Linked DNA regions of Homo sapiens: region 2 is linked to region 1. A link is a loop called in an ENCODE intact Hi-C map of the cell type or tissue named here. Cell type or tissue: mammary epithelial cell. All regions are shown on one strand. Each heading gives the region's core, and the rest is flanking DNA. Links, peaks and the distances in the headings are about the cores only.

Region 1 (9,360 bases), core at 701-8,700:
CGGCAGCGCTACCCTGCCAACTGCACGGTGCGGGACCACGTCCACTGCTTGGGTAGGTCAGAGTTCAAGGACATTTGTCAACAAAATGTTTTTCTCCAAGTTTATTGAAGGGACTTTAACCAGAAATTTGCGAGTCAAGTTACTTAATTAGAAACATTTATCAGCAGCTCTTTAGATGTGCCAAGCATCATCAATAAACTCAACGTACTAAAGTAAAGCATCCAGAAAATTGCAGTTCTTTTTAAATGTAATATTTGATAAAATAAGAAAAACATTTGAAGTATAAAGCATAATACACAGTAATTGACCTTTACCCAAAATAACAATGAAAGCAGCACCAATACCATTGCGGCCGCCTGAGTGCCTGAGTGCTTGCCTTCACCTGGTTGCCTTTCCTCCTCTTCCAAGGTAACCACCCTTTTGAATTTTTTATTTCACTTCCTTTTAAATTTTTTCTGTAGTTTTATTGTCTATATGTAATAAAATAATATTCAATAATGCATGTTTTAGAACCGTGTAAAATGATTTCAGGCTGTGTGCTCTTCTGGGACTTGCTTATTTCCTAAACATTGTGGCTCTAGGATTCATCCACGTGACTTCTCTTCTTTTTTTTACTTCTGTGTAATAATCTATTGTAAGATTGTATCACAGTTTATTCTCCAATATATTTGGTTAAGTGCTGTTTTCCGCTGTTGTGACTGTTCAAATTTCTTTGCCTGTCTCCCAATGGCACAGGTGCAAGAGCTTCTTCAGCATGTACTTTCCAGCGTGTGTCATTCTTTAAATGGCTGTATTGACTGGCATTCCCACCCGCGCTATGTAACTGTTCCTGATGAGCCATATTCTCTCCAAGAGTGGTTATTCTTAAATTTGGTCTTAAAGTTGTCTAGACTTCTTTTATATTTTGGATATTACCTGTGCTGTCCCTGAAACCCTCTCCCAGATTTTGATTTTTTTTTTTTTTGCATTATTGTATATTTTCATGAACAGAACTTTAAAAATATAATTACTGGAAGTTATTAGAGTTAGTCCTTTTTTGTGGTGGTTTTAAGAAATCTTTTTCTACCCCAGGTTAATAAAGACAATTTGCTACATTTTCTTTTGAAAGTTGTAAGTATAACATTTCACATTTAGGTTTAGAATCCACCTGGAATTGGTCCTGGTAGATGGTGTGAGGTAGATTCTACTTTAATTGTCCCCCCACATGGATGGCCAGTTGTCTCAACTCTTCCCTGTTGATCCGTGTGTGACCTCTGTCATAACACTCATACATGAAGTGTTTGTATATTTCTGGTTCTTGACTTTCTCTTCTTTTCCTATTGGGTGATTTTTATGCCTCAAGACTACACTGTCTTATATACTCGTAACTTCCCCGTAGGTCTTGATATGTGGGTGAGCATTTCATGTTCCTCACGTTGTAATCCTAACTTAGCTGATTTAAATATTACATCTATGTAGATAGATGGTAAGCGCTTTGTACTCTTCACTTCAACATGTATTACCGTAAAGAGAGTTGACTTTTCACATTTTAAATTTTGAGCCCATTTGTTACAATTAAGTCTTTCTGAGAGTATTTTTTATACCCTGTATTTTTCTTTCTTTTTTTTTTTTAAGGTAACCGTACTTTTCCCAAAATGCTATATTGCAATTGGACTGGAGGCTATAAGTGGTCTACGGCTCTGGCTCTAAGGTAAGCCTTGTTACTCGTAAGTGTAAAAGGCCGTTTGCATTTCTTTGGGATTGGTGGAATCTTCAGACATTGAGCTCAGTCCCCTTCATTCTTCACTCAGATCCTACCACGTGTGTTAGACTCTAGCAAACAGCTGGAAGAGTTTAGATGATCAGACCAGTACCTCCGTGGAGTTGACTGGCAGGCATGTTAGCTTTTCTCCCAAGATGCCTGCACATTACGTTTACCATTCTGAATGTACCACGAATCAGTAAAATGCTGTGGACTATCCAAAATAGGCAGTTTTATGATGTATATCTTTAATTTTAAGTAACTATTATAAAAAGTAATACATGATGAACACTGAAAACTGGAAAAATGAAAATGACAAAAACATTAAAAATTACCTATAATTTCATCAGCAGCAGATAATTATAGGCTTATATTTCTTACATAGAAATGTGCTGTTTGTTAAACTTCTCAACAGTACTTTAAGAAATTATAGCAGTTCTTCCCACCAAAGGGAAGGGCAGGTAAGACCCTGGTTAACTGATTAGTGAAAAGGTTACGCTGCCTACACTTGAAGTTTTGAGTTCGTGCCTGAGACCCTGAGGCCTGCAGCATTGCAGCCATAGGGCAGGATTTCTCAGCCTCATCACTGCTGACGTTCTGGGCTGAATGAGTTTTTGTCTTGGGGCTGTGCTGTGCATAGCAGGGTGTTGAGCAGCATCACTGGCCTCTACCTACTACTTGTCAGTAGCAAACCCCCCATCCCTTGCAGCTGTGACAGTGTGTCTCCAGATGTTGCCAGGTGTCCCCTAGGGGACAAAATTGCCCCTTGCTGAGAACCACTGCATTAGAATTTGAGCTGAGGAAAGAAGGATCTTGCCTGGCAGGAAAAGTGTAACTGAAAAGTAAAAGAGGGTGCCAGGATAGAAAATGAGACTAACAAAAATAAGATAGGGCGGGCGCGATGGCTCACACCTGTAATCCCAGCGCTTTGGGAGGCCGAGGCTGGCGGATTGCTTGAGGTCAGGAGTTCAAGACCAGCCTGGCCAACATGGTGAAACCCCATCTCTACCAAAAATACAAAAGCCTGCCATCGTGGTTCATGTCTGTGGTTCCAGCTGCGTGGTAGGCTGCAATGGGAAGATCACTTGAGCCCAGGAGGAGGAGGCTGCAGTGAGCTGGCATTGCACCACTGCACTCCAGCCTCAGTGACAGAGTGAGATTCTGTCTCAAAAAAAAAGATTAGTAACCATTGCTGACAATGGTTCAAATTAACAACTGGCTTTTTAAAAAAATAAATAAATGTTTGAAACTTGGAATAATTTTAATTTACAGAAAAGTTGCAAAGATAGTAGAGTTCTTATATACCCCTAACCTGGTTTCCCTACATTGTTAACCTCTTACAGTACTATACTGTAACATACTTTCAACAATTAAAACTTCTCAGCACTCAACATGGTTTTTTTTTTTTTTTGCTTTTTTTTTTTTTTTTTTTTTTTAACGGAGTCTCTCTCTGTCACCCAGGCTGGAGTGCAGTGGCTCAATCTCGGCTTACTGCAAGCTCCACCTCCCAGGTTCACGCCATTCTCCTGCCTCAGCCTCCCGAGCAGCTGGGACTACAGGCGCCCGCCACCACGCCTGGCTAATTTTTTGTATTTTTAATAGAGACAGGGTTTCACCGTGTTAGCCAGGATGGTCTGGATCTCCTGACCTTGTGATCCGCCTGCCTCAGCCTCCCAGAGTGCTGGGATGACAGGCGTGAGCCACCGCGCCCGGCAACATGGTTTCTTTTAAAATCATCACTGTAATGAGATGATGCCCAAGGTTTGCTTCAGGGTACTCTGGAGGGGAAAGAGGAGGGTTTTGATGAAACACAGCTGGCCAAGTGTTGATTATTGGAGCTGAGTCATGGGTACTGTTCTCTTTACTTTTTATTGTTAGGTGTTTAGAAATTTTCCATAATATAGTTTCAGTATTATTAGATCTTAGAATTTAAAAGATCCTTAAATCTTTTAAGGATTTATTCCTAACATTAAGATTTTAGAGATGAATGAAAAAATAGACTGAAAACATGGATGACTTGATCCAGGTCGTCCAGGTGGTGGTGAGCTCCTCCTGACTCCAGCCCTGACCCCGTGTTAGTGCACTTCCTGTTAGACTGGGTCTTTGCTTTATTTTGACTAAAAAGCAATGAGATTGATAACTTTAAAAAAAGAAAACATTGGTTTTTTAGTACAGCTAAAAATTGTATGTTTACTTTTGACATTTAAACTGTCTTCCTGCCCGTAATTATTTGGTGGTGTCAGTTTGTGAAATAGTCACTTGTGTTCCAGTTAAGGGCTACGATCAGGGGAAGCCCTTTCTCAAATCTGACATAATGTGGTGATTAAACCGTGACTGGCCACAGCTGGGGTGGAGGTGGTCTCATGGAATCCTGTCTGTTTGCCATCGCAGCATCACCCTCGGTGGGTTTGGAGCAGACCGTTTCTACCTGGGCCAGTGGCGGGAAGGCCTCGGCAAGCTCTTCAGCTTCGGTGGCCTGGGAATATGGACGCTGATAGACGTCCTGCTCATTGGAGTTGGCTATGTTGGACCAGCAGATGGCTCTTTGTACATTTAGCTGTGGTGTGTGCTTCAGAAAGGAGCAGGGCTTAGAAAAAGCCCTTTTGTCCGTAGGAGTTGATGTGGTGTGAGTGATATATTTCTATGTTTTTAATGTACAGCATCTGTACTTTGTTTGCCTTGATAAAGGTAAGATAAATGAAACGCTGAACTATGCTAATCTGGAATTTGTTTTTATTTGCCTGAAATATATTTTTTTCTGTGAAAAAATTAAAACGTACTTAAGCCAGGAGAATGAATTATACAGTGATTGAAAATCCATTTAATTCCTATGACTTTTGTTTTGTATTGCCCAAGTCAAACTACATCACTTGTATCTCCAGCCCAAATGTAGTCTGCCTTGAAAAGTCTTTCAGCTGTGACTGCAGGAAGTGGGAGTGTTTTTATTGTTAGCTAATTGCTGTGACTGCAGGAAGTGGGAGTGTTTCTGTTGTTGGCTAATTGAAGTTATTAGGCTCAGCTTCAGTCATGTGTAAGTTTTGCAGTGTAATACATATGTAGTCTGGTCTGTATATATGAAAATTTGAATTAAACTGCAGAATGTTTATGTCTAGTTATGGTTTAAATTTTCTTAGTAGTATATAAAAGGTAAGAGTACTGAAAAATTAATAAAATTGCAAGTTAAGAAATACTGTGGGCCTGTTTTCTATATTAAATATAATCTTGAATAATCATTACAACTTACCTTTATTGTTAAGAATAACATTTTTATCTTTCAGGGCATTACTCCATTCTAACAGAGTCATAATTGGCTGGTTTATTGACACAGTGGAAATATATAAATGTTTTTGAGTATAGATCTGTTATAGACCCTTTATCGGGGAAAAAAAACTCAGTTATTCAAAAAGATTTTTACTCAAGCTTGCTTTTGAAACATTTAAAAACTTAGCATTTTTTCTTTCAAATGTGGGTATCTGAGTTACTGCTTTTTAAACACTTGTGTGTATTATCCAGAAGACTGTTAACCACCATATCATATCTAGAAGCTATAAAATATCTGCATATTTCATTCAGCAGATGATTTATTGATTTCAGTTTACCTGAAAGGTTTCAGTGATCACTTGCTGCTGTTTAAAGCACAGTCCTTTTCTTAGTTGAGTGACAGTTCCATCTCTCGTCGCTAGGTGGCGCATCCCCATTACATTTGCTTCCCCATTCTAGTTCCAGAAACAGAAAAAAAAACTGGTTTTGTTTTGTTTTGTTTACGAGGAACTTGTCACAGAGCATGAGCAGTTCTTCAGGATGGGAGTAACCCGGTTTATGTGGACCTTTCTTTCTGAGAGCAAAGACACACTTTTTGTATCCGTTAAACTGTTGATTGAGCAGGTGTTTCTTTAGAAGACGATCTTTTCTTCAAGAAGTAGCCCCTTTGCTAACTATAATAAAAATGTCTCCTGAGTCTCCTTATGTAGCTCTGTGTAGAAGAGAATCTAATACTTCCCTGTTGAGCAACCATGCAAGGTGGAACCAGGGAGTCGGTGGGAAGTTAGTAGGAAGTATGCATTGCCCTTGGTGGAAATAGGTAACAGCATCCTTGATTAACCATTTTTGTGGCTCTGGGGCCTGAATTAGATAATGAAGCTGCAGTGTCTGAGAGTAAAGCTCAAAGATTCAGAATCCATGAAAGGAGGCATAAATGAACTTGTTCCCAAATCCTAAAAAGTTTGCACAAGGGCATAGCCCTTGGAACCTGAAGGATGTAAGCCAGTCAGGAATGCTTCAGATCAAGGACTTTGATAGAGCTGATGGCCTGAGACAGAACTAGCAGGAAATACGAAGAGATTTTCAAATAGTACAAACAAATTTATGAACGATGAACTCATACACAGCCCCAAAAAGAAACTGCAAAGTAAAACTATACTTTCAAAGGGCACTAGGGAGTGTGGGTGCAATCTCTTGTAGCAAATCCCATGGGCCTCTGCTGGCAGCAAAATGCCATGTTGGAGTCTGACCTTCAGGTTCTATTCCTCTGCTGTCTTAGATTTTCAGGATTGCTATAACAATACCATAAACGGCGTGGCTTAACAACAGAAATTTATTTCTTAAGAGTTCTGGAAGCTAGAAAGTCCAAGATGAAGGTGCTGGTAAATTTGGTATCTGGTGAGGGCCTTCTTCCTCATAACATCTTCTCACATCCTCACATGGTAGAGGCAGGGAAGATCTCTCTGGGGCCTCTTCTATAAGGGCACTAATCCCAATCCTGAGAGCTCCACCCTCATGACCTGATCACCTCCCAAAGGTCCCACCTCCTGATACCATCATTACAGTGGTGAGGATTTCCACATGTGAATTTGGGGTGGAAAAGACACAAATACTCAGTCCATCATGTGTGAGCTATGGGCTCTGACCCAGGGATATGATTAGATAGCCATCCTGTTCACACAGGTTGGGAACCATATCAGTCAACCATCCTCTATTGATAGTTCTCTAGACACTCAGAATTTATCACTGCAGCAGGCCATCTGTCATGATTTCCCCTTAAGAATCTCTACCTTGCTTTGTCAGCTCTCTTCCATTTACCCCAGTAATGCCTCACGGGAAGGTGCTGGGTTATTTATGTCTACCCCCTCCATTGTCCCTAGAACAATGCCGTGCACACAGAGGCTCTCATTTATTTGCTGAGTTAATGCCACGGGTGTCCTCAAGGTTTTGAAGGGACTGTGTACAATTCCAGGGACTGGCAGTTGAGGTGGCTGCAAGGAGATAATATATAGAAATTGGCTTCAAGTAAATATTTGTCTGTAACACCATGTTGATCTGATTTCTGCAAATTGCTGAGGAACAACTGGTTTATGGTGCGTATAAAAAGATTTTTTCAAAGATCTTATGCTTCAAGATTTTAAAATGTAAAAATACCTTCTCTATGCCACACAACTTCATTTCTCTGTACTTTTTTTTTAATGCCTTATGCCAGACTTGCATTTATTTTGGGCATATATCATCAGCTACGGAATATGCAAATGATTTTAATTCATCCTGTAAGCAATGAGTGGAAAATGAGCTGTACCTGATGCAGCTTCTCAAATACAACATTGAAAAAGCCTGAAAATGAAGGCACTACATAAGTAGAATATGCATAAAAAGGAAAAAAAAAAACACCCAGGAAAAATGGAGGCAGATTCCTCCGCTCCTGCTCTAAAGCTTCCCCTCTGTTCTGCCCTTTTGGTAGAGTATGAAGTGTCACATGAATGTTAGGGGGTAGACACATTTTTTAAACTTTTATTGTATATACATCGTATGCGTTTCTTTCATGGTAAGAGCACTTAAAATCTACTCTTAGCAAATTTATAATATGATAACTGTAGTGATGCTATGCACTAGACCTATTGGTTAATTTTGTAACCTAGGCAAATTTGATTTAAATTCTTTTAAATGTATTGAAATTGTCTTCCATAAACACAACACTTTTATGCAAAATACGCTTTGATGGAGACACGTGGACATAATTTACTAAGGCTCCACGAAGGCAGGGCTCTGGTTCTCTGCTGTAGCTCAGCTCTGAGAGCCCTGCCGGCCATGCAGCAGGTGCACAGTGACTAGGAGTTTGATGAATGAGTAAGGAGGAATTGCTGGGAGTAAGCTAAACACCTAAAAGTATTGCTGAGAATTTTTAAAGTGGTAGAGTGCAGCTGGATTGCAGCATCTCCCTTCTCAAATACTTAAATGATAAACACACTGTAGGAAAAGCCAGCACCTCCTTCCTGCCCAAAACCAGCAAACAAATGAAAACTCCACAGCGAACAAGCAAAAGGATACAGCCAAATGCCAAAAACGTCAAAAAATTGTGAATACAGGGAAAAAAAATTATTGCTCAGGTGTGTAAGATTACTCCCGCAAATGGCCCTGCTGGCGCAACAAAACTCAGAAAGTCTCACTGGAGGCCAGACGTGGTGGCTCACACCTGCAATCCCAGCACTTTGAGAGTCCGAGGCGGGCAGATCACCTGAGGCTAGGAGTTCGAGACCAGCCTGGCCAACATGGTGAAACCCCCGTCTCTACTAAAAATACAAAACAATTAGGTGGGCGTGGTGGCAGGTGCCTGTAATCCCAGCTACTCAGGAGGCTGAGGCAGGAGAATTGCTTGAACCTGGGAGGCAGAGGCTGCTGTGAGCCGAGATCATACCATTGCACTCCAGCCTGGGCAACAAGAGCGAAACTCTGTCTCCAAAAAAAAAAAAGGTGGGGGGGTCTCACTGGTGAGGAAAAACAGGTTAATTCGGAGAAAGAGAGGTATCTATATCTTTCTCCTGTTACTGCTGGGGGAAGTGAAAAGGGCTGCTGGGAAGAGACCAGTGAGAGAGGGCTCGTGAACAAACAGGAGGGACTCTGATGGGTTCAGGGGTTCCCTGCTGAACCAGATAAAGGATCCAAAGCCTGGGGTGACCCCCAGGGGTCATTGCATCATTCCCTGGGGAGGAAACTTTGATTCAGGACATTTAGAAAATCCTAGTCAAGAAACCAGAGACCAGATATTCTAGCAAAGATATAGTCTCAGCTGAGCTTTTCCCTGCCTCACTCCTAGCTATCAGGGCACGGAATGTAGAATAGAACACAAAATACAACTTGCAAAATGCTCGAAGAGAAAACCAAGGGAATTTGTTCACATATTATGAAGTTGTCCTTTTACATGAGAACAAAATGAAATGACTCACCACCCACTAGAATGACTATAATAAAAGGCATTCTTAACCTGCCTGCGCAACGTAGTTACGCCTGTCTCTAAAAAAAATAAATAAAAATAAGCAGGTGTGCGCCTGTGGTCCCAGCTACTTGGGAAGCTGAGGTGGGAGCGATCTTTGAGCCCAGGAGGTGGAGTTACAGTTAGCTACTGAGGACTAAACTCTGACCTTTTTTCCCTCTTGCCCAAATTCCTATCTAAGGGGCTGGGGAGTTGCACCTTATAAAATCTCAAAGCAGTTTTATTTAACCCTATGTGATGTGGCTTACTTTCCAACCTGACTCTGGCATAACATCACATGACAGATAAATCAAAATATTTTAACCCCAAATATGTTTCTTTGCCATATCTTGAAATGGCCCCGCATAGCTGTCTCTTGGAA
Region 2 (8,635 bases), core at 636-8,635, 140 kb after region 1:
TTACATAACCAGTTCGACACCGCTGGGTGCCAACAGACAGACCCTCTGTTGAGTTGTCCACCTGCTTTCCACCTGGCAGGTGCCAATAGCCTCTTGTTCTCCCAGTTCTCCCGGCCCTACCCTTGCGGGAGAAGGATACTATTTTGTATTACTTCTTATGAACATTGTGAGCAAAACGTTCCACGGACCACCCAAGCAGTGCAGACCACAGGCCATGTCCCAGGGACCTGGAAGCAGCAAGGACGCAGGTGCAAACACCCAGGGTGAGCCTACCCCATCCTTCACACCCAGGGTGAGCCTACCCCACGCCTTCACACCCAGGGTGAGCCTACCCCATCCTTCACACCCAGGGTGAGCCTACCCCATCCTTCACATCCAGGGTGAGCCTACCCCATCCTTCACACCCAGGGTGAGCCTACCCCATGCCTTCACACCCAGGGTGAGCCTACCCCATCCTTCACACTCCGAGTGAGCCTACCCCATCCTTCACATCCAGGGTGAGCCTACCCCATCCTTCACACCGACTACCCTGGCAGCCATGTTGCAAGAACGATGAGGGCAGCCTGGGGAACCCCCCAAATTTCAGCATCAGTGAGTGCTCTGACCTCACTGATGACAAGGTCCCACAGGTCACTTACACGTGTCACATAGAAAACGTTCTCCTGTGACCAAAAATGCAAGCCATCTGACAAAGAGTTTCAGGCTATTTTCAGTATCATTATCTTCTCCGCCAACACTGACAAATTTACCATGGTCGTGGTTTTCTTCGTTTTAATGACTGTTTGGTTGTGTTTTCCTTTGGGGATGGGGGCTGGTGGCGCTGCTGGCATCTGTGGCAAGGCCTCGAGGGAAGTGGATTTCTGCGGTGGTCACTGTGCCTTGCTGCCTTGTTTAAAATGAGACTTCATGGGACACACACAGCAAAGATGAAAGAGCAGAACCGTGGCATGTGAGGGACGATTAGGGCCAGGCTGGGCCATTAAGGCCTGGTCTAAAAGGTGCCCAGACACCTATTGACATGACACGTCCTAACTGCTCCCCAGACACCAGGATTAATCCACTGTGTCAGTTTGCTTCGTGTCCCTAATGTCTGTCAGCAGGAGCCTCTTCGTGCCTGATGGAGCTGGGGAGGGGAGGATGTCAAGGTGGATGCTCTCGGCTGGAAAAGCTCTCCAATGATGGGCTGTAACGAAAGTTTGTGACATTTCGATAGCTCTTTGCCTTTTAATGTGCGCATCTGGGGACAGCCCGTTACCTGCTTTTCTGCCTTGATCCATCATTTTTCTCTGGACCAAATCTCAAAATAATACAGCACAGAAAGAACTCTGGGTTCGAGATGGCAAGTGCAGCCTGCTCTCTGCTAACCCGACAAAGTGTTGATGAGTCAGAACTTCTGGGTAGCACACAACACTGCTGTGTATGGCTGACAAAAATGTCCAGCTTGTAAACAATTAGGAAACAGTTCAATAAAATATTCATGGGCACCATTTAACCCATGACTCAGGCAGACTCCTTACAATCTTGACACTGATAGTCTGAACATTGTCATTCTTCTACATGTCTTCAGAAGGGCTGGTAAATATTGAACTACAGTTAATAGGTTCTTGGATAAGCCAGATTCGCAGGCCCTTAACCTCACGCCTTCTCCCTTTACCTCCATGACATGATGTTTGAACCTAGAAGACAGGGTTGTCGACATCTTCTCCACCGTGCGGAGCCCTCGGTGCCAAGAGTGGTGGGTGTCCCCGTGGCCTCCCGCCTGGGGTCTGAGCTGCCGCACGATCCATTTGTCACCTCTGAAGTGTATCTCACCGTGGGCACTGGGAGCAGCAAATGGTTGTTCTGTTCTTACCTGCTCGATCCACACAAAGCTGGGAAGGTTCATGGGTGCCTAATCTCACAGGACAGACATGACGACACTGTGAATTCACACTGGGTCTCATCAGGGATTTCACTGTTCTTCCAGAGAGAGCAAGTGTCTTACTGACCACCAGAAAACATTTTTGGGGGAGGGGGAAAATAACTAGAAAGTGGAGGAAAGGTAAAATAGAAAATTCAAGGACAAATAAGATGCTAAAGAAAATGATGAAGTAGAATGAATGAGAATTGCTTGGAGGGGGTGCCTCTGGCTTGGATGGCTGTCCATTTTGCTGAGGTGTCTGGGGTTGACCACGGGAGGAGGGAAGAAAGCTGAGCGGGGAAGACCAGGCATACCTAACTAATGGTGTGGGTGATGTGATATTCCTGCTAGCCCTCATCGGTCCTGGGGCGTGGCTCCTTCTCGCCTTTGCTCTTCCTGTCTTGGAGCGGATTGAGGCTGGGACGAGAAGAGAGATGGGCCAGCAGAAGGGCTCTTCCCCCATTCCCCCAAACCCTTCCTGAAATACCAGCTGGCAAAACTTCTCGAATGTGCAGTTTCGGAACTATCACAGCTTCCATGAATATCAGATGTTCCATTTAGTTCTTGATCTCTCTCCCCTCTGTCTCTTTTGTCACTTTTATTTATTTTGTTGTTTTAATCTTCCTGGAGGCCTAATGGGCTGTATTTGAGATCAGTAGGATACTTTTAATGGTTTAAGTTGCCATGATTCCAGGCCCCAAGAGAAAATGTTCTGTATTTTTTCAACCAAAACCTGTGCCTGCCACTTCTTTTTAAAATATTAAGGATGCATTTCCCTAGCCAGTCCCAGCTTGAGCATTTGACCCTCCTGCCCACCCAGAGTTGCCAGATTTAGCAAATAATAATACAGGACAGACACTCAGGTAAATTTGAATTTCAGATAAATAAAAAATAATTTTATGAGTGCAAGTGTATCCCAACTTTTGTGTGAGGTACGCTTAAACCAAAAGTGTTTTCATTGTTTATCTGAAATTCAAATTTAACTGGGCATCTAGTATTTATTTGGCAATCATACCAGCTGATTCCTCAACCATTCTTTGGAAACATTTAATCCCAAGTTCTTACACAGCAGACACATTTAATCATACTTACTGCCTAGCAAGTATACATACTTTTTTTTTTTTTTTTGAGACGGAGTCTTGCTCTGTCACCCAGGCTGGAGTGCAGTGGCGCGATCTCAGCTCACTGAGAACTGGGTGAGTCTCACTGGGAACTCCGCCTCCCAGGTTCACGCCATTCTCCTGCCTCAGCCTCCCGAGTAGCTGGGACTACAGGCGCCCGCCACCACGCCCGACTAATTTTTTTGTATTTTTAGTAGAGACGGGGTTTCACTGTGTTAGCCAGGATGGTCTCGATCTCCTGACCTCATGATCTGCCCGTCTCAGCCTCCCAAAGTGCTGTGATTACAGGCATGAGCCACCGTGCCCGGCCCGTATTCTTTGTTCATGATGTCTCTACCTGGATGCATGCAGGATGTCTCCGACAGTGAGCTTCCAAAGGAAGTCCCTCTGAGTGGCTTAGAGGGCTGTACTCACAGTAGGGGCTGATGGCACAGATCGCTTTAGGAAGGTGGTGAGTGGGAGGTGGTGGTGGGGAAAACAAGACTTACCGGTTTACCAGAGGCAGGGATCAGGGTGGGATCGGGAGGGAATAGGATTTGGCGCTGTTTTCACTGAATTCTGGAATTGTGGTCTGGCTCTGGGAATCACCTGGGAGGTCAGCCCCTGGAGGGGAAAGGCAGCCCCTCCTCAACGTCTGCGACAGGTGCCCTCCTACGCTTCCCAACCCCTCCCAGTGTGGGCAGTTCCCCAGCTCACAGGCAGCACACGCAGGTGGAAACAGCTCTACCTGTCGGCTCACCCTCTGGCGAAATTCTACTTTCAGACCAGGAAAGCTGAGAGGGGTGGAGGGTGCCTCGCTGAAGTCACAGTGCTCGGGCCAGGCCTTCCCATGCCTCACCTTTCTCCACTGGACCCCGCTTGTTCTTTTCGGCCTGTGAGAAGGCCACAAACAGTTGTTACTTTTTCAAGTCAAAGAGGGTATGCGTCCTGAAGACATGATCAGAGATGTCATTAAGTGTGCGCGTGTATAGGGCGGAGTGAGGCCCAGGAGGTGGAGTGGTGCGGCTCTCAGGTCACGGACATGGAATTCCTGACTCTGCCTGCTCCCGGCGGCCTGCTGGCCTGTCAAGGGGAGAGCACAGTGAGTGACAAGAGGATTTATTTCCACCAGCCAGAGAATGGCTCATAATTTACAGCCCGCTGAGCCAGCCTCTACCACGGCATTAGAGCCTTCCTTTTGTAGACAGTAATAAATTGTCTTATCCCCGGTGCTGACATAACATGCTCCTTTTTAAGTGCGCCATAATTTTCATTTTTAAGGGAATATTCATATTGGATGGCAGAGCTCATGGGCATCTGAATACTTCTCTGGAGAGAAGCCTTTTTTTTTCTTTTTTAAAAGAAGATATAATTCAGCTCCTAAATGCCACTAGCAGGGATAGGCTTGACTTCTAAAGCGACATTAGGGGCAGAATTTGGGGACATTGTAGACCCTTCATAGACAGTGACTTGCCCCTCATCAGTAGGCATCAAAAGGATCAAGCCCCTGCAGGATGCACGTCCTTTGACTGTCCGCCTTGCTGCCTTTGCACGATGGTGGCCAGGGAGCTGGGGCGGCCTCGGGCTTTTCCATCCCAAAGGACGGGCTTCCCCGCCACCAGGGGGACTCACTCCCTTGAGCTCCCCCTGGCAGGAGGGGCCTGGGGGTGACAGGCAGACAGTAAAGGAGTCTGAAGCCTGCCCGGGGGGTTCCCAGCTTGGGATCATGGGGCTGCCGAGTCCGGGCACCGTGTCTCTCTCCTTCTGCATCCTCCAGGGGGCAACAGTGCAGCCTGCTGATCCCCAGTGAGCGGTTCTCCCCGGGGCACAGTCCTGGAGGGGGATGCCACAGATGGTCCCTGGTCACCAGGGAGTCCTCGGGCCTGTCTCCTGTTTCTACCGACCCGTGGGGATGGGCCAGCCGGGGTGTCCTTCTCCCCTCCCGTCAAGGTTCTTGTGCCTGGGTCCTTATCTGAGGATGCCCTCACGGCGTGGCAGGAAGAGATGGGGCCGGGTGGCTGCCCAGGCTCCTCCCTCTGCCTTTGCCTTGTGCCTTCACAGCCACCCATTCCAGAACCCTAACTGTTCACCTGACAAGACCTCAGGCAAAGCCCTGGCTCCCTCGGAGGATCGGGGCTTTCTTGTTTGTAAAACAGGACACGGACTTTAGGAGCTCAGACACGAATGCATGCAAAAGCCTTACAGAGGGTTCAGGAGAGGTGAGTTTTTGTCTCCTCCTCTGCTCCTTCTTTCTTCACTGCCTGTTTCCCTCCTTTCACCAGGCACGTAGGGGAAGGAGCTGAGGTCCCCAGGCTGTGCAGTCCTTCTAGGTCTGGGCTGTGGAGGGAGAGGAGAGGCTGGCCTGGGGGTCTCTGCTGGGGGAGATACAAGTCCGGCCTGTGGGGTTGGCCAGCCTGGGGCATGTCTGTGTTAACTCAGACACACCCACACAGACACTTCCAGAACCAGGCATGTTTACAAGTAGCAATGAGGTATTGCTAAACCTCTGGCCTGATGAGAACAGCTCTCACATAATGCTGTCTGAGTGCCAGGCCCAGGTCCAGGCACTGTACACTAATTCATTTAAGGTGGACACAAATATGCCCATTTTATGCTCAGCTGGGAAAACTGAGGCCCAGAGAGGTCAATGGACTCATCTGAGGTCAGGCAGCTGGGAGGTGGCCGAGCTGGGATGAGAACCCAGGTGGTCAGGGCTGGAGCCTCTTCCCTAGCCACAGTGCCCCTCTGCCTCTTCTCCTCCTGCCTGAGCAATCCCACTTCACTTGGACCATCCCCTGCCTATTCCAGGAGACAGGACTTGAGTGTCACTTCCCCTCCTGCTGTCTTGTGGCCCTGCCATGCACTGTGGCAAGTCTTCTGTTATCTTCTGCCTGAGAGGCCGTGACTAAGAAGGTTCCAGACTTCCCGTCTATCAAAGGTGAGGACTGAATTAGACTTTCTTCTTGACAGTGGTGATCACCTGTGACCTGTGACTGGTACATGCTCAGGAGGGAGTATACTGTTCCACTTTGCTGATTTCTAATGAAAGATTACTTTTACAGGATGGAGGGAGAAAGGGCTCCGAAGGAGAAGGAAGAAGAATAAGGGCATTGGCCTCAGTCCAGATGAAAAGACCCAGATGCAAAATTATTTGGGCCACATATGTGTTGTTTGCTTATCAAATTTTCAACCTTTGAAAAATCACAATATTGGATGGTGGGAATCAGTAGCATTGCTGGAGTTCCTGTGGGTGGCAGGAGTTGGACATTGTGGCAGGTGACCCTGCAAAGGATAAACACAGAACCTGCAGAGGGTAAAGGATTTCCCAAGTCTCACTCCTGGAGGGAGGGGCACAGGCATGAGCAGCCTATCGGGCCCCATGTCATGCAGCTATGTTCTCTGCTGCTGGTGAGCTTGGCATCGAAAGAAAACATAGCAGGAATGATTTTGTCTGGGTTGGGGATTTGGGGGAGTTTAGACTATAAATAGTGAGGAGGATATAAAAAGCCTTAAGAGGATTTTTGGAAGCCCTAAATCCACCACATAGACCAAAGCAAGTTAACAGGAACCACTTCGGTTTTAGTGAGGTCTAAATGTGACTCAGCATAGTGCCCTCCCCTCCACTGTTCCCTTCCAGCTGTCGTGGTTCACGTGTCCGCTGTCACCACAACCCTTGCCAGCATCTGCCAAACCAAGGGCACGTGTGTCAGGAGGTCTGCTGCCAGCATGCCAGCTGCCAGGTGCTGCCTAGCCTTGAATTACGGCCTGGCTCACTCCCTAAGGGAAGGCATCATTGGCAGCCTCTTCTGCAGCAGAGAAAACGGAAGCATAGGAGGGTAGGTGCCTGGTCCAGGGTCACACAGCCAGCAAGTAGTGGGCTGGATTCCACACTCAGCCGAGGCCCACTCTGCTGATTCTAGCATAATTTCTTCAGGATCACCTTTTGAGTGGACCTCAGCTGCGTGTGGGAAGGAACCTGCTTGCCTCTGTGCCTTGCTTCTTGGACACCTGCGGTCCCAGCCTTCTCTTTTCTGTGGGCCCTTATTTCATTTAATACATGGACTCATCATAAAACCCCTTTGCACTCCTGTAGCCCCAGCTCAGGAAGCCTGAAGCCCACCCCGGTCACCGAGGTGCTCAGAATCGATGGAGATCCAGAGTTGAAACCTCCCTACGTTTGGTCCTGTGTCCCCAGGGTCTGCTGCCGGCTCCTAGATACCTACAAACAGGTCTTTACTGTTGACTCTTTTAGGAACATCACTGTGGCCTAATAGTGAGGGAGTGACATTTAGGATGATGGCCGACCATCTCATTTATAGGAAAAACCCAGGGCTCTAACACATATTTTAAAAATCACTGCACTGCTGGCACAGCCCTGCCACCCAGCATTGTATTAGCCAACTCCTTCCCAAGGCTCTGGGAGAGGCTGCAGTGGGAACATTCCAGATCAGAGGTTCTGCCTTGTTTAAATAGGGGTGGAGCGAGATTGCCAGGTCTGAGGCTTCATCTTGCCAGTGAGAAATGGGGGTGCAGGGAGCTGTTTTAGATGGGGGTGCAGGGAACAGCTGCTGAGGCCTCACCGTGAGTCACACACAGGGCTGGCAGTGAGGCCACAAATCACAGTTGGGCCCCCAAACATAAGGTCCTACAGCCAGGGAGAGCCATTCTGCCTGGAGACCGAGAAGAATCCAGTCAGGAAGAAATAGTGGAAGCTAAGGTGCCCGGGCCTGAAGGGCCAGTCCGTCTGGGAGCAGCAACTGGCCCTATGGTGGGACAGGAAGAGCAAGAAAAACAGTGCCAGCTTGCTAAAGGCCGTGCCCCTGAGTTTGATCTCCACCCTGCTGGCTGAGAAGACTCACTGATGGTCTAAGTCGTCTCATGGGAGTGCCTGGGAACCAAGACTCTGGAGACGGCAGGGAGGGTGATGAGGGGCAGCGGCTGGAGCTAGAGAGACCACCTGGGAAGTGAACACCACAGACAGTGCGACAGGGCCCTCGGCTAGGGTGGGAAGCCTGGGGACGGGTGAGGGAACTGGTGAGAGGTGGGAGTCAGGCCGAGCCCACACTGGGTCAGGGCATGAAGGCCACAGCATGCCCTTGAGGCCAGGGTCTGGTCCGGGTGGGGGTGAGGAGGTTAGAACAGGCTGCTCTGGATTTCAGAGGCCACAGAGAGTGGAGATATTGAGTAAGGAGGTGAAGATGTGGGACCCAAGGTTCCCGGCCTCTTGAAGACAGCGTGGGGCTGCGGGTGCAGGTCAGAAGGCCTTGGAGGCCAGGTGGGTTGGAGCTGTGGGAGTGCCCCTCCTCCGCTTTCCACCCTTCTTGGGATGGAGTCCAAATTCTTGCCAAGGCTGATGAAGCTGTCACAGCCTGGCCTCTGGCCGTGCCTCTCATCCCCTCTCCCACTACCCTCCTGTCACTGCCAATGCCCCTGCTGCCCTGCCTGCCCTCTAGCTCCTCCACCACACCAGGCTTCCTCCTGCACCAGGGCCTTTGCACGTGCTGATCTCAAGTGGGCCCTCTGCCTGGAGCTGGGGGAGGGAGGCCTGCACCCAGGGGTGGGAGAAACTGTGCTCCTTCATCCCTGAGTCACCAACTCCCTGCATTGCAAATCCTCAGTGTGATCTCTGTTTTCT

Evidence for each region. Peaks named below come from ENCODE experiments on the same cell type or tissue, not always from the same donor. Only the 100,000 strongest peaks of a DNase experiment are listed, where the experiment ranks them.
Region 2: it touches region 1 in a loop (4-fold over the local background); 21 of 110 quality-filtered maps call a loop at or near these places.

What each region holds. Positions count from the first base shown.
Region 1 is chr15:101,637,417-101,646,776 of GRCh38, reverse strand. TM2D3 (TM2 domain containing 3) reads left to right here. Exons shown (of 6, transcript NM_078474.3): 4 at 1-52; 5 at 1,615-1,690; 6 at 4,133-4,929. The coding sequence ends at 4,298. Among named protein-coding and RNA genes, the nearest start is that of TM2D3, 10 kb to the left of the region's middle. RefSeq lists silencers at 1-138, 5,335-5,494. In mammary epithelial cell, for the core only: CTCF peaks have their summits at 4,258 (motif pointing right) and 5,416 (motif pointing right); no DNase peak of the experiment used is centred there; H3K27ac peaks cover 249 bases.
Region 2 is chr15:101,498,206-101,506,840 of GRCh38, reverse strand. No RefSeq gene overlaps it. Among named protein-coding and RNA genes, the nearest start is that of PCSK6, 13 kb to the right of the region's middle. In mammary epithelial cell, for the core only: CTCF peaks have their summits at 4,573 (motif pointing right) and 4,773 (motif pointing right); no DNase peak of the experiment used is centred there.